Linked DNA regions of Homo sapiens: region 1 is linked to region 2. A link is an interaction called in ENCODE POLR2A ChIA-PET data of the cell type or tissue named here. Cell type or tissue: HepG2. All regions are shown on one strand. Each heading gives the region's core, and the rest is flanking DNA. Links, peaks and the distances in the headings are about the cores only.

The links. Peaks named below come from ENCODE experiments on the same cell type or tissue, not always from the same donor. Only the 100,000 strongest peaks of a DNase experiment are listed, where the experiment ranks them.
Region 1: POLR2A ChIA-PET joins it to region 2 with 68 read pairs; 22 of 35 experiments call an interaction of 5 or more read pairs at or near these places.

What each region holds. Positions count from the first base shown.
Region 1 is chr17:16,282,083-16,290,408 of GRCh38, reverse strand. All of the region lies in intron 2 of PIGL (phosphatidylinositol glycan anchor biosynthesis class L), which reads right to left. MIR1288 (microRNA 1288) reads right to left here; the gene lies at 8,321-8,326. Among named protein-coding and RNA genes, the nearest start is that of MIR1288, 4.2 kb to the right of the region's middle. RefSeq lists enhancers at 2,083-2,132, 2,153-2,202, 2,463-2,592, 4,120-4,414, 4,463-4,512 and 1 more. In HepG2, for the core only: a CTCF peak has its summit at 4,422; DNase peaks (open chromatin) are centred at 1,168, 2,618 and 4,298.
Region 2 is chr17:16,347,657-16,355,982 of GRCh38, reverse strand. CENPV (centromere protein V) reads left to right here and starts at 2,514. Exons shown (of 5, transcript NM_181716.3): 1 at 2,514-2,956; 2 at 5,954-6,052; 3 at 7,298-7,367. The coding sequence starts at 2,547. RefSeq lists silencers at 2,305-2,454, 2,515-3,124. In HepG2, for the core only: a CTCF peak has its summit at 2,418; DNase peaks (open chromatin) are centred at 2,362 and 3,512; H3K4me3 peaks cover 2,688 bases.

The DNA.
Region 1 (8,326 bases), core at 52-8,051, 65 kb after region 2:
AAGAGAGAGAAGGGAAGAGGAGTGGAGGAAGGGGAGATGAGGGGAGGGGAGGGGACAGATCACTCTTGTAATCCCAGGAGGGTGGATCACTTGAGGTCAAGAGCTCGAGACCAGCCTGGCCAACATGTGGAAACCCCATTTCTAATAAAAATACAATAATTAGCCGGGTGTGGTGGCGCATGCCTGTAGTCCCAGCTACTCGGGAGGCTGAGGCAGGAGAATCCCTTGAACCCAGGAGGCGGAGGTTGCAGTGAGCAACTGCATTCCAGCCTGGGCAACAGAGCAAGTCTCCGTCTCAAAAAAAAAAAATTAAAAAAAAGAGAAAAAAAAGAAGGCCGGGTGCTGTAGCTCACACCTGTAATCCCAGCACTTTGGGAGGCCAAGGTGGGCGGATCACCTGAGGTTGAGAGTTTGAGACCAGCCTGACCAACATGGAGAAACCCCATCTCTACTAAAAACACAAAATTAGCCGGGCTTAGTGGTGGGCGCCTGTAATCCCAGCTACTTGGGAGGGTGAGGCAGGAGAATCGCTTTAACCCAGGAGGTGGAGGTTGCAGTGAGCCAAGATCGTGCCACTGCACTCCAGCCTGGACAACAAGAGCGAAACTCTGTCTTTAAAAAAAGAAAAGAAAAGTCTGGCATTGCCCTGCCTATGTGACATAGGCATGAACCAGGCAATGGATTTGCTCCAGCAAAAGACAGGTATTCTGGCGCAATTCCCTTGCTACTTATGACTTTTCAAATCCAGACCTTTGCAGCTCTACAGGGAATGGTCATAAAGTTACTGAGCTTAGAGTTCCTAGAAACTTCCTTTCATTTTAAGCAAGGTCCTTTGTGACTTTTACTGCAATTTTAATCAAAGAGTATGGAAATTTCTCGGATGCTGATGTGCGTGGGTAAGTTTGCAAAGATGTAAAGCTGAGTTAAGTCTGCCTAAAACAGATGGATATGGAGGACTGAAGCCAAGTTTCCAGCCAGGTTTTATCCAAGTAAAGGAGAGATGACAAATCTGAAGAATGGAGTTGGATGAGATAGCATCATATACTGCTGGTGCAGGACGAAGATAACTAGAGATTGCATCAGGCAGTTGCTGAATCCTCCTTTGTTGACATACTGCTCTCCTTTCAGAATTCTAGTCCATAGGGTTTATCTCACCTGGCCCTCTCAGCTCAGAAATGATAAAAGGCAAGCTGTGAAATATCTGGTAAGGTTGTACCTTGCACCTAAACCTTCGAATACAGAGACCTGTGGTCTTTGCACTCCATCACTTTACATCTCAAATCAGAATTCCAGTCCATACAGTTTATCTCACCTGACCTTCTCAGCTCAAAAATTATAAAAGACAAGCTCTGAAATATCCGGTAAGGTTGTACCTTGCACCTAGACCTTTGAATACAGAGACCTGTGGTCTTTGCACTCCATCACTTTACATCTCAAATCAGTCAGGTGGTGTTTCCTGATAAGAAGCCAGCAAAAGAGAACTGAGAATAAAAGGCAAAACTTTCAAGATGGTTCACAGGGGAAATCTAGGACTACTTAAAACATTAAAGAGACCTATTAAAGAATTTTTAGCTAGGTGTGGTGGCTCACGCCTGTAATCCCAGCACTTTGGGAGGCTGAGGTGGGCGGATCACCTGAGGTCAGGAGTTTGAGGCCAGCCTGACCAACATGGAGAAACCCTGTGTCTACTAAAACTACAAAATTAGCCGGGCACAGTGGTGCGTGCCTGTAATCCCAGCTACTCAGGAGGCTGAGGCAGGAGGATTGCTTGAACCTAGGAGGCAGAGGTTGCGGTGAGCCAAGATCGCGCCATTGCACTCCAGCCTGGGCAACAAGAGCGAAACTCCGGTTTCAAAAAAAAAGAAAAAGAAAAAAAAGAAAAGAAAAAAAGAATAATAGTAATAGGCTGGACGCAGTGGCTCACGCCTGTAATCCCAGCACTTTGGGAGGCCAAGGCGGGTGGATCACGAGGTCAGGAGTTCAAGACCAGTCTGGCCAACACGGAGAAACCCCATCTCTACTAAAAATACAAAAATTAGCTGGGCGTGGTGGCAGGCACCTGTAATCCCAGCTACTCGGGAGGCTGAGGCAGGAGAATAGCCTCAACCTGGGAGGTGGGGGCTGCAGTGAGCCGAGACTGAGCCACTGTACTCCAACCTGGGCAACAAGAGTGAGACTTCGTCTCGAAAGAAAGAAAGAGAAAGAAAGGAAGGAAGGAAGGAAGGAAAGAAAACAGGTAATTTAGAAAAGAAGAAATGCAAACGGCCAACATATATTCCTTCTGCTTCTCAGAAAGAATCAAATAAATGCAAAATTAAAGCAAGATGTCTGTGTTGGAGAAAGACACAGAGAAAGGGGCACTGTTATGTACTGCTGTTATGAGTTTAAATTGCTACATCTCAAGAAGAAGGTAACTTGCCTATATGTGAATATCTGTGCCCTTTGACCCTGTGTTTCTAGAAATCTAACCTAAGGAAATAATTAGAGAAGCCTAAAGGCCAACGTCAGCTCAGGCAGAGAGATATCACTTTCACCGCAATTGGAGTGGAAAGAGGTCGGCAGTTCTGTTGCTCTGCACCAGGGAGCAATTTCTCTAACTTCCTGAATTGTGGCTTATGAAATATGCTAAAGATAACACAAGAGTTTTTTTGGGCATGTTCAGAGTAAGAGCAAAGAAAGCACAGATACACCCACGGTAAGGAATGTCAACGTATAACAGGACAAAAAAACCCTAGTCACTAAACTTTAATTTTGCTTCTGACTTCTCAGTCAAAAAGAATGAGACTTAGACGAAAGAGGAACAGAAATATATTTAGAGGAATTGAATTTTGAAAACAAAAATAAGTCTGTGAGAGAACTTCTTAAAGGGCTCTGAATGTATTCGAGTCTCAGCTCCCCTAGGAAGAAGGCTTAGTGTGTACTTTATTGGGGACTGTGACCCCAGGAGCAGAAGCCACTGACAGATGGAGAAGGCAGGGAAGCAGGGATGCTCTACTGATGTGGCCCTACTTATGGGCACTGGCTGTGTGTTCCCACAGGACTGTCTGAAAGTTGTAAGAAAATCATCTTACAACTGTCCATCTTCCCAGGAAGATAAAGAAGGAAGTATTTATCTCCATAGGCTGTTAGCTCTCTAATCTTTCAGAGTTGAGCCCGCTTGGGGACCCCCGGGCAATCGCAAGCCCTGGGGCAGACAGCAGGAGGAGCAGTGTGGGCCTGAGGCGAGAGGCTGTGAGCTGGAACCAGCCTGCGGCTTCTCGGTGCCTGCGCAGCCATGGCTGGAGAAAGGCATCTGGAGGGGTCCCCAGGGACCCACACCACCAGAGCGGGGCTCCGAGAGAATGAAATCATTGTACATTTAAGTGATCTGGACTAAGCACACACTATGTGCCAAACAGAGGGCTGAGTTTTAGGGATATAAACATGAATACAAGTCATGGTCCCTTCCCTTAGGAAGCTTAGGGCCAATGAGGCAGAGGTTCGGACTGCTGCAGGATGAGCAGTTTGCTGCGGGAAGGAGAGATGGGCAGGGGAAGAGGTGAGGAATCCAGGCAGGTTCGGGGTACCATCAGTCAGTGGCTATTGAAGCACATGAGGCACCTCATTAACATGATGGCATTGCGCGTCTGGCTCTGAGGAGAGACTACTATTTTGGAAGCTAAGAACACAACAGAAGAAGCCAACTCTTGCCAGTCTTTTAAGTGTGACTCGTAGAAGCCCGACGACTCCTTCCCTGGGGTGTATTTAGCAAACACAGTGTTAATACCTCTGGAAAAGGCCCCAAACTCGAAGTCCCGCCCTAGACCTTAATGTTCAGGAAACAAGCCAGGCTAAAAGCGTTCATTAAAATAACGTTGTGGTTTTTTCCCCCACTGGCTGAATATCCTCAAACAGTGACCTTTCCTACACATTCTAATGAGTCACACTGGCCGGCACATTTTAGTCGGGAGAGTCATGGAAACCCTTTGTGAAAATCTGTGGGGTTGTGGGTCCGTTCAGTCACCAGGTGCTGGTGAGGGAAGCCCCCCTTCTTTCCTCTCCCCAGCTAAGCAAGCCCAGGGGCCCAGGTCTTTCTCCCCCAGACCCAGCCCTGCTCAGAGCAGGAGACTTCGCAGCCTCCGCTGCTGGAACTCAAGCAGGGTTGGGTAACAGCTTATCTCTGAAAACCGAGTCCCACTTTTGCACACTGCACTCTGAACTTTAATACAGACGGAGGCGGCTCACACGCCCTTATTTGGTCTTGTGGCTTGTACAGCGCAAGCCGGAAGGTTCAGCCACCCCTCCACCCACCTCTGGCCCATCTCTAAACTCGATCATTTCCTTTGTCATCCAAAGCGAGCAAAGGTCAGTAGAGTTCAGAGCTAACCTTAAGGCTAGCCAAGGACGTGGAAGCCTAACCTGGGACTGCCAATATCGCCCCCCAAGGGCCACTGTGGGAGGCAGCAACTGTCTCCTGGTCTGAGGGCCTGGCACTAGCGTCGCTGCTCCAAATACAGGAGTGTGAAGAAATGAAGTCTAAGCTGCAGGGAGGTTGCAGCAGGGTCCAACAACTTCTGGGGGGTGTCTCTGCACCGCCAAGGACTAACCTAAGCCATACGCAGAGAAAAGAAATAGGGGAAAAGATAAGTAAGAGAAGGAAAAGGCGATCTGAGAAAAAGAAAAAGGACTGAAAAAAGAGGTATATAAAGATCAGTGCACTTTTATTAAGTATCTGCTGTGATAAGGACCTCATTTCTAAGCAGCTTAGGAGCCCAGACAGACCAAATGCCCTAAGAGAGCCTTTTCCACATACGGCTTGAAGCCCCCAAATCTAACCATAAAATGGATTTTTTTTTTTTTGGAGACAGAGCCTCACTCTGTCGCCCAGGCTGGAGAGCAGTGGCGCAACCTCTGCCGCCCGGGTTCAGGTGATTCTCCTGCTTCAGCATCCCCAGTAGCTGGGATTACAGGCACCTGCCACCGCGCCTGGCTAATTTTTGTAGTTTTAGTAGAAATGGGGTTTCACCATCTTGGCCAGGCTGGTCTTGAACTCCTGACCTCGTGATCCACCTGCCTTGGCCTCCCAAAGTGCTGGGATTACAGGCTTGAGCCACCGCGCCCGGCCTGGATTTTTCCTTTCTCATAGGATATAAAAAGGATTAGCAAGGCATGAGTGCTAGGTATTACACTGAAATCAGTTACCTGTGTTCTCCTTCCCAGAAAGATGCATTTCATATTATTGCAACAAATAAAGTACATAAAGCTTGCAAAGTCCTTGTGAGAAATCTTTCTTCAAAAATTGCCAATTTGGCCAGGTGTGGTGTCTCACCCCTGTAATCTCAGCCTTTTGGGAGGCTGAGGTGGTGGGAGGGCTGCTTGAGGCCAGGAGTTTAAGACCAGCTGGGCAACATTAGTAAGATCCTGTCTCTACAGATATATTCTTTAATTGCCAATTTGCTATCTAATGTTGTAACCACCCAGTGGGTTCACCTTGCCTGCTGCCTAGACAGAGTCGATTTATCAATACACGGGAATTGCAATAGAGAAAGAGTAATTAATTCATGCAGAGCCGGCTGTAATTAATTCATGCAGAGCCAGCTGTAATGGAGACCGGAGTATTATTATTACTCAAATCAGTCTCCCGTAGCATTCTGGAATCAGAGTTTTTAAGGACAACTTGGTAGGTTGGGGGAAGCCAGTTAGTGAGGAGTGCTGATTGGTTAAGTAGGAGATGAAATCATAGGGAATTGAAGCTGTCCTCGTGTGCTAAGTCAGTTCCTGGGTGGGGGCCACAAGATCAGATGAGCCAGTTAATTGATCTGGGTGGTGTCAGCTGATCCATCAAGTGCAGGCCTGCAAAATATCTCAAGCACTGATCTTAGGAGCAGTTTAGGGAGGGTCAGAATCTTGTAGCCCCCAGCTGCATGACTCCTAAAATATAATGTTTAATTTTGTGCCTAATTCGTTAGTCCTACAAAGGCAGTCTAGTCCCCAGGCAAGAAGGAGATTTGTTTTGAGAAGGGGCTGCTATCATCTTTGTTTTAAACTATGAACTGGCTGGGTGCGGTGGCTCACATCTGTAATCCCAGCACTTTGGGAGGTGGAGGAGAATGGATTTCCCGGCCTTGAACCTGTTTATAAAAGCAACTTTCGGGCTAGGCGCAGTGGCTGATGCCTGTAATCCCAGCACTTTGGGAGGCCAAGGCGGGTAGATCACCTGAGGTCAGGAGTTCAAGACCAGCCTGGCCAACATGGTGAGACTACGTCTCTACTAAAAATGCAAAAAATTACCTGGGTGTGGTGGCGGGCGCCTGTAATCCCGGCTACTCAGGAGGCTGAGGCAGGAGAATCGCTTGAACCTGGGAAGCGGAGGTTGCAGTGAGCCGAGATCGCACCGTTGCACTCCAACCTGGGCAACAAGAGTGAAACTCCGTCTCAAAACAAAAAAAAAGAAAGAAAAGCAGCTTTCATGAGCAATATCCTGGTGGCCACCCAAGTTCATGATGAGGCAGATGCGGGATGTATTTCCCTCTCTATGAGGCAATGCTGACAGACCAGGAAGGGAACTATGAGATAAGGCTTTAAGCTTGATCGATGGATTCTGATTGAAGTTAAGTGGGTTCTTACTCATATTCAACAGCATTAATAGTAATTGCTAACTCCTTAATAATTCAATAAGAGCTTTTGTATAATCGGTGATTTAAAAAGTTTTACAAAATCTTCACACTATTCAATTGTTTAATATAGATTAACATCTCTCTCTTATTTTTTTTAAGAGACAGGGTCTCAGTCTGTTGCTTAGGCTGACCTTGAACTCCAGGTCTCAGATGATCCTCCCACCTCACCCTCCCAAAGTGCTCAGATTACAGGTGTGAGCCACGGCACCTGGCCAGATTAACACCTCTTCTAAGAGCAGTGAGTCTTGAATGAGCATGGCTCCTCAGAAATATCTTTTTTTTTTTGAAATAGGGTCTTGCTCTGTCATCCAGGCTGGAGTGCAGTGGTGCAAACACAGCTCACTGCAGCCTCAACCTCCTAGGATCAGGCAATCCTCCTTCCTCAGCCTCTTGAGTAGCTGGGACTACAGGCATGCACAACCACGGCCAGCTAATTAAAACAATTGTTTTGGCCAGGCACAGTGGCTCACGCCTGTAATCCCAGCACTTTGGGAGGCTGAGACTGGCAGATCACCTGAGGTCAGAAGTTAGACACCATCCTGGCCAACATGGTGAAATCCCACCTCTACTAAAAATACAAAAATTAGCTGGGCATGGTGATGTGTGACTGTAATCCCAGCTACTCGGGAGGCTGAGGCAGGAGAATCGCTTAAACCCAGGAGGCAGAAGTTGCAGTGAGCCAAGATCATGCCATTGCACTCCAACCTGGGCAACAGAGTGAGAATCTGTCTAAAAAAAAAAAAAAATTCTTTTTTGGTAGACATGGGGTCTCGCCATGTTGCCCAGGCTGGTCTTGTACTCCTGGGCTCAAGTGATGCTCCCGCTTCAGCTTCCCAAAGTGCTGGGATTGAGCCACTGCACCTGGCCAGAGATATCTTTTGAAGTAGACATTGCTTACTATTACTGGCTGCTGGACCCATAATAGGGGCTGAGTCCTATGACCAGCCTGGACATCTTTCCCAGCTTCTTGAGAGGTGCCAACATCACATCAGGATATATGTATGAGCTGCATTCTGCACTGACTCTTTCACCAACTTAATGAGCACTCTGGATTCCTTGAGATCATTCTTAAAAAGAGTTTGAGGAGGATACCTTCCTTCCACATGACTAATGCTGATTCATTAACCAGAGAATGCAGGAGTTAGAAGGGACTTTAGGAACCATCTAAGTAGTCCTGTTAGCCTCAGAAAGAGTAATTCTAGGGATATTTTGTGAAATCAACACTGACTATGTTTGGGAGGTAAAATGATTCCTTTGTCAAGGTGTTTGGGTATGGGTGTTTAGGGTATGTAAAATTAGATATTTTACATAATAGTAGTAACTAGACTGGTGAAAAAAAAACAGACCAATTATTTACCTCTAATTCAGCATTCCATTGTGCTATCTCTCTCCTATAACTTAGGCTTTTCTAAGTTGTAAAGAACAAGGATATGGAGTCTTTCTACCTCCCTCGTGCATGTTCACTCTGAGATGCTGGCTATGGTGGGCAAGAAGGAGGATAAGCCAAGGGATGCCCAGCCATTCCTCTCACACCCAGAAAAAGGGAGGGCTTTCAGGGGACTGTGGGCAGGCAAAGCTGAAGGAAATTTGGGATATGTGCTAATTCCCAGGAAGACCCTGTCTGGTGATGCTCAGATAGCTTCTGTAGGGTGAATTATTCTCGAAAGGCA
Region 2 (8,326 bases), core at 262-8,261:
TGGGATTACAGGCATGTGCTACCACGCCTGGCTAATTTTGTATTTTTATTAGAGATGAGGTTTCTCCACGTTGGTCAGGCTGGTCTCAAACTCTTGACCTCAGGTGATCCGGCACCTTGGCCTCCCAAAGTGCTGGGATTACAGGCGTGAGCCACCATGCCCAGCCATGTTCTTCATTTTTAAATTGAGCTAAGTCTTACACACACTGAAGTGTTTTTATGTGTTTTACACACCTCCATAACTACCACCCAGATCAAGATAATGTAGAGAACATATCCAGTATCTTTTTTTTTCTTTGAGACGGAGTCTTACTCTGTTGCCCAGGTTGGAGTGCAATGGTGCAACCTCCGGCTCACTACAACCGCCACCTCCTGAATTCAAGCGATTCTCCTGTCTCAGCCTCCCGAGTAGCTGGGATTACAGGTGCCTGCCAGCATGCCCAGCTAGTTTTTGTATTTCTAGTAGAGACAGGGTTTCCCCATGTTGGCCAGGCTGGTTTCAAACTCCTGCCCACCTCCGCCTCCCAAAGTGCTGGGATTACAGGCATGAGCCACTGTGCCTGGCCATATCCAGCATCTTAGAAGAGTCCTTTGTTCTCTTTCCCAGTTAGTTCTCCTCAAGGATAACCACTCCCCACACCCAGCTTTTTTTTTTTTTTTTTTTTTTTGAGACAAGGTCTCACTCTGTCACCCAGAGTAGAATATGGTGGTGTAATCACAGCTCACCGCAGCTTCCACCTCCTGGTCTCAAACTCCTGGGCTCAAGCGATCTGAGCACCTCGGCCTCCCAATAGTGTTGGGATTAGGCATGAGCCACTGCGCCCGGCCTACGTGCCGTTTTAAAATGATGTTCAAGAATAAGCAAAACCAACCTATGGTGGTAAAAGAACAGTGATCGCCTCTGTTTTCTTTTGCCTGAGGGAAACTCTGGTGTGCTGAAAATGTTCTGTATCTGAAGTGGTGGTGGTCACATAAGCTGTACATCTAAGATATTTGCACGTTGCTGTGTGTAAACCATAATTCCAACAACAACAACGACAAAATGGCAAGGTGGGGCTCGGTGGCTCACGCCTGTAATCCCAACACTTGGGGAGAACTAGGCGGGAGGATCGCTTGAGGCCAGGAGTTAGAGACCAGCCTGGGCAACATAGGGAAACCCGGTATCTACAAAACAACAATAGCAACAATTCGCTGGGGCGGGGGGGGGGGGGGGGGGGCGCCGCCTGTTGTTCCAGCTACTCAGCTACTCCAGAGGCCCAGGCGGCAGGATCGCTTGAGGCCAGGAGTTCTTGGCTACACTGAGCCGAGATCCCGCTACTGCACTCCAGTCTGTCAGATCCTGTATGGAAAAAAAAAAAAAAAGACAAAATAGTTAAACTATGCCTTTAATTCAATAAACTATTAAACTAACAATACCATGAAGAAAATCAGAATAAAGAAGAAAGATAGGCTGACGCAGGAGAATCGCTGGAACGGTGAGGCGGAGGTTGCGTGAACCGAGATCGCGCCACTGCACTCCAGCCTGGCGACAGAGTGAGACTCCAAAAAAGAAAAAAAAAAAAAAAAAAAAAAGAAAGATAGGCTGGGCCCGGTGGCTCAGGCCTGTAATCCCAGCGCTTTGGGAGGCCGAGGCGGATGGATCACCTGAGGTCGGGAGTATTCGGCACCAGCCTGACCAACATGGTGAAACCCCGTCTCTACTAAAAATACAAAATTAGCCGGGTGTGGTGGCGAATGCCTGTAATCCCAGCTACTCAGGAGGCTGAGGCAGGAGAATCGCTTGAACCTGGGAGGCGGAGGTTGCGGTGAGGCGAGATCGCGTCACTGCACTCCAGCCTGGGCAACAAGAGCGAAACTCGGTCTGAAAAAAGAAGAAGAAGGAGAAGGAGAAGAAGACTATCTGGGTTCCATCAACGATTCTCGTGCCTTTTGTCTTTAAACTTTGGTGCTGCCTTCATCAAAATCATACTAATGAAATTCGACGCGCGGGTCATTCATTTAATTAAAATGAAACCCCAAATCTGTTGACTATTGGTATCCTCATGACACTGTTCTATAATGTGACAGAAAAGACGAAGGTGAAGAACTATGGTTTCGGCCGCTGTTACACAGGAGGTAGCAGGTGGCAGGCCGTTTACACAAATTAGCTCGTTTTTGGAGACGAAGTTACCCCAGGCTGCCCGCTCGGATGAGCCTGCGAATTCAGGCCCAACCCAGGCCCCTCCAGGTCGGGAAGGTACGAAGAGCCCGCTGGATTCACACAGGGCAGGGGCGCCTTCGCAGGTGCGAGTGGATTCTGGGTATCGCGAGCGTAGGCCCAGGCGCAGCCCCTCTGCCTGCGGGACTGAACAGGCAGGTGCGTCCCAGCGGCCGGGCGGGCCGGGTCTCCCTCCTGCGGGCAGGCGCCGCGCTGCGGGGCGCGGCTGGCGGAGCGGGGCAGCCGGGCGCAGCGCCCCCTGGGCCTGAAGACTGGCGGGCGGCGGGGGCGCGCGCAGGCCGGCGGGGGCGCGCCGCGCTGCGAGGCCTGCGCGCCAGGCTGCGGGAGCCATGCGGCGATCGAGGAGCTCTGCGGCCGCCAAGCTGCGCGGGCAGAAGCGGTCCGGGGCCTCCGCGGCCCCCGCGGCCTCCGCGGCCGCTGCCTTGGCACCCAGCGCCACCCGCACACGGCGCTCCGCTAGCCAGGCCGGGAGCAAGAGCCAGGCGGTGGAGAAGCCGCCGTCGGAGAAGCCGCGGCTGAGGCGCTCGTCGCCGCGGGCCCAGGAGGAGGGCCCGGGGGAGCCGCCGCCGCCTGAGCTGGCGTTGCTCCCGCCACCGCCGCCGCCGCCGCCGACTCCCGCGACCCCGACGTCCTCGGCGTCCAACCTGGACCTGGGCGAGCAGCGGGAGCGCTGGGAGACGTTCCAGAAGCGGCAGAAGCTTACCTCCGAGGGTGCCGCCAAGCTCCTGCTAGACACCTTGTGAGTGCGGCGGGCCGGGGGGCGCGGGAGCCGTTGCCACGCGGACCCCCTCGGCAGGAGTCGGGCTCGCAGCCCGCGTGCAGGCCTTGGGCGCCTTTCAGCTCTGAGCCTTCCACGTTACGGAGCCGACGCGGCTCCCCCGTTAGCACTGGGGTTATTCCTTAATTCTAAGGGCGGCGGGGCGGGGCGGTGCTTCTAGGGCTGTGTGGCCTGGGAATGGAAAGGGGGCTTCGTCCGGAGCTTGAGGGCGCGCGCAGCCGTCTTGGGACACAAAGAGTCTTTCCCGGCCATAAGCATCGTGCTCGGGGACGTTGTCTCTTGCTGGCGCGCAAAGGGTGTGGGGGCCTTTCTTAGTGAAAAGAACATAAATCCCACGGCTTTCTCTTACCCGAATCCCCTTTTTTTTTGTGTTTGCACACGTGTTTTTGAGGGTGGGTGGAAGGGAAAGGTAGAAGCGTTGAAGGAAGCATGAATAGTTTTGAACTCACTGGGAAGCAAAATCCCGTCATTGTTCCAGGCACTGCCAGGGAGGGAGCAGGGGGCGGAGGTTATTGATCCGGGAGAGAAGCGCGCGCGAAGAGATGCTCCGGCCTCGCGCGGCGGCGGGGATACCTACGTAGGGAGGCTTTTATGTGCTCAGCCAGCTAATGCTCCCTGCCGCTCGCCCTCCTGGCTGCTCCGCAGTCTTTTAGATGGCCCGAGGAGCATCTCGAGTGTCCGCGATTTGGGAAAGAGCTTTTAACTGGGCTGTTAAAGGGCTGCCTTCTTTTCTCCAAATGCGATCTGGATTCCTGCCTCGGGGAACAGTTGTGCTACAGAGAGATATTTTAACGCCCTGATATTATATTTCAGTGTCAATTTTACGAATTAAAAAGAACAATCAAAACACTAGGGGGAAAAAACCGACAAGAATAACCTAGCAATTGCATAACCTGAGAATTACTTCTTTTCTTGAACATGTTCCTTTGAGCTTCTTGCGGAAGAAATTCTCTTAGGATGAGTCGTCCCCGACAGAAGATACATATTTGGTTTTCTGTGTGCTTCACTTTTTGGTTTTTCATCTTGGACTGCACACTGAATTTTTAAAAAACGTTCATCCATCAAACATTTGAGCACCTATAGGGTGACGGCTGCCTCTGGGCAGAAGGAATACGAAGATCCTTAGGAATGTAAAACTCATGGTGTCTTCAAGGCATACAGAAAAAAAGAAGAATGTAAAACTCAAATTTGAGATAAATTTTTATTTTAAGACAAACTGATAAATGGTCAAGAAAAAGTTTTAAAATATTGACATAAAAAAGCTGTTTTTCTCCCACTAGATTGCCATGACTTTGTACTTATAAAGTCTACTAAATTATATTCAAAAAGTGTGTATAACTGTACCATTTTCGTTAAAATATTGTGTAGAAAAAAGTTTGGGGGAATATATAACAAATAATTAACTGTAGATCCCTCTGGGTGTAAAGATTACAGGAGGCTTTCACTTTGAGCACTCTCAAATAGTGTGAAGTTTGGAGTTTTTACAATAAGCATTATGTGTGCAGAAAAAATTAAAATACATAAACGTAAAGAAACATGAAAAAATGATCAGTCTTAATCATGCAAATTAAAACTGCAGTGAGCTATTTTTCCTATAATTATTGCCTGAGACTGTACAGTGAAATGTTTTCTCATTTATTTATCGGGTAAGGGTGTTCAATCCTTTTGGAAAGCGATTTTAAGACATTTATCAGATCTTAATGTTCATTTCTGAGTTTGGCTTATATATAAGCTTTAAAGGGTTAAAATTGTATGTAGGCTGGGTGAGGTGGCTCATGCCTGTAATCCCAGCACTTTGGGAGGCCGAGGCGGGTGGATCACCTGAGGTGGGGAGTTTGAGACTGCCTGACCAACATGGAGAAACCCCGTCTCTACTAAAAATACAAAATTAGCTGGGTGTGGTGGTGGGCGCCTGTAATCCCAGCTACTCGGGAGGCTGAGGCAGGAGAATCATTTGAACCCTGGAGGTGGAGGTTGCGGTGGGCTGAAATCGCGTCACTGCACTCCAGCCTGGGCAACAAGAATGAAACTCCCTCTCAAAAAAAAAAAATTCTATGTAATGTGTATTACAACTATGTAAAACGCATGTGTATGAAGAATACTGGAAAGAAATAGAGCAAAAATATAAGAGCCTTTATTAAGTTTCTCAAAAGGCTCTTCTGGACCTCTGGACTTGATTGAGTACACAGTCTTATTTTTCATAGCAGCCTGTACCTCCTTTATCACAATCATAATTAATTATTATTTGAGTAAATTGTTAAGGTCGGTAAGGGTAGCAATCGTGTCTGCTGTATCTTGTTTAGTGTTCTCTCCTTCGTGCCTAGCTCATAAAAATATTTAGTATTTGAGGCCCGGAGCAGTGGCTCACGCCTGTAATCCCAGCACTTTGGGAGTCCCCGTGGGTGGATCACAAGGTCAGGAGTTCAAGACCAGCTTGGCCAAGATGGTGAAGCCCTATCTCTACTAAAAATACAAAATTAGCAGGGCGCGGTGGCAGGCGCCTGTAATCCCAGCTACTTGGGAGGCTAAGGCTGGAGAATTGCTTCAACCCAGGTGGCAGAGGTTGCAGTGAGCCAAGATCGTGCCACCGTACTCCAGCCTGGGCAATAGACTGAGACTCCATCTCAAAAAAAAAAAAAAAAATTTAGTATTTGACATATAAATAAAAATGTCTGGTGGTGGGTTAGGATCCCTCACATTTTCGAAATGTTTGGAATGTTTTATTTTGCAACTTAATATAATTTAAGAAATTGGTGAAAAGAGAGCTCATGGACAAAGAAGGTGCTGAAACCATTCTTCACTTAGGAAATTGACAGTGCCTCCTTAAAAGCAGAAATGCATCTGGTTGTCATGTAGAAAAGACTTTTGTCTAATCTTCTGTCTTTCTTTCAGCAACAAAAAGAGAGCAGGAGGCAGCTATTCAGAAATTATTATCTTTCTGATTTTTGTTTCATTTAGTGAATACCAGGGCCTGGTGAAGCACACAGGAGGCTGCCACTGTGGAGCAGTTCGTTTTGAAGTTTGGGCCTCAGCAGACTTGCATATATTTGACTGCAAGTGAGTATTTTTTTTTCCCTAAATTGGCTTAAAAGAATTTCAGAGTTAAAATGCAATATTTCAAAATAATCTGGGGAGTTGGGGTACAGAGGAAACATTGGCCTTGGGCTGGTAACTGTTGAAGTCAGGTGATGGGGACAGAAAGGTTCATTGTTCTATTTTTGTTCCTTTTATATGGCTCATCACAGAGCTTCAACAGCATGGCCCAGGTGACACAGAGCAGGGTCCTCAGGGCTTGTGGCTTGTGGCAGCATCACCCTCAGACTGACACTGCTGAGGAGCCGGGGGCGGTTAGCTGCAGGTGTGCCTGGCTGGGTACTGAGTGGAAAGCCTTGGGCAGAATCTTCATAGAAGTCTAGAGTTGGGGAGAGTTGGAGGGTATGTTAGTAAAGGGTGTATACACCTGGAGGCTCCCCAGGCCCTCCACTCTCGCTCTGCTCTTCGGTTGAGGCAGATGGCACTGCTGGCTGTGGAGGGCCTGATTTGTACCACCTTCCCCGGCGTTATGATGGAGCAGGGACGACAGGCTCTGGCTTTGGGACCCAAAGTTGGCATGCAGCTAATTATTTAACAGCATCCAGTCCTTTTTGCCCCTAGGTACCGGAATTATATATGAATAATAAGCACATACGATGGAATTACTCAAATGGAGAACTGACCAGGCTACTAACAATAGAGTCCAGATTGGAAAAGAAGCACTGTGGAATAACTTGTGAGAGGATTCTGTGCTAAATTAGAACTTTTTCAAAGGTGGCCTGAAAAGAGGGGACTTCAGTTTAATTCCAGAGATGGTAATTCTGGGGACGTGTTTTACTTGGAGCTGGACTTCTTGTGACGTGGTGATGAAGAAAGAGGGAAACCTAAACTTCCTTGTCCATTTTTGGTGTGGATGTCTCAGAGACATCAGGTTGTAGCAGTGTCTGAAATTTGTTTCCTAAGTGTCTCTGAAGTCCAGCGCTTCTCTTCACTGTAAAGAACTGAGGGGTGGGCAGTACAGACCTGTCTGTTGGTCCTGTGTTCTGAGCATTGCAGAACCTCGACTGCTGACTTGGGACCCCCCTGGGCTCTGCTGTACCTGCAAACCAGAGGCACTGCTATCCAGGCCTTTGCCCCAGCTCCTCGGCCCTGGATGGTGCTGAAAGGGGCATCATCTGTGGGGTCGGCTGGCTCTCATGGCTGGGCCGCTCAGGCATAGAGGATGCAGGTGGCTGCTCACAATCTGGAATTTGCTCTGTCTTTCTGTAGTTGCAGCATTTGCAAGAAGAAGCAGAATAGACACTTCATTGTTCCAGCTTCTCGCTTCAAGCTCCTGAAGGTCAGTGCTTAAGAGCAGGGTCAAGGAGTGCAGAACCCATTGGTGAGATTTACAGGACCCCCCACCCAACTGTTAGCATGCCGTCTGTAGCATGGGAGGGGCCTGGAGCATAGCAGGGCCTCTCACGGGCTTTGGTTTCAGGTTGACATTTAAAAGGTGGGCCCGGCACAGTGGCTCACGCCTGTAATCCCAGCACTTTGGGAGGCCAAGATGGATGGATCACCTGAAGTCAGGAGTTGAGGACCAGCCTGGCCAACATGGTGAAACCCTATCTCTACTAAAAATACAAAAATTAGCTGGGCGTTGTAGTGCATGCCTGTAATCCCAGCTACTTGGGAGGCCAAGGCAGGAGAATCACTTGAACCTGGGAGGTGGAGGTTGCAGTGAGCCGAGATCACACCATTGCACTCCAGCCTGGGTGACGAGTGAAACTCCATCTCAAAAAAAATGAAAATAAAAAATAAAAGGTTGTGTTATTTTTTACCTTTATTTTTTGGAGGCCTATTTGGTATTGTGGAAACATTTTCAAATTCAGAGAATCAAAAAACAATAAAATCACCCAAATCCTGTCAACTAAAGGTAACCACTGTTAATATTTTGGTGTCTGTCTTTGTGTATTATTTTCTACTCTGAGAAATACATCTAAACCTATTGTCTTATGTTTATTAAGTAGAATTTTACCATTCTTTTTGTTGATAAACTGCTTATCTCATTTCCCAATGAAAAGCTTATATACTTATTTGTAACTTTAATTTTATTATTTTGGGGAATTTTTTGTACTTGGTACAAAATTTGAAAGGTAGAAGAAAATGTGTATATACACAGTGAAAAATCTTTCCCTACTGTCCCCATGCCCCAGTCTCCCTCTTCCCCACAGCCGATTTCCTGGTCTACTTACCCCATCACTGTCTCTGCATCATTGCAGTTGAGTCCCGTTTTTTTCTGATTATCAACAACAC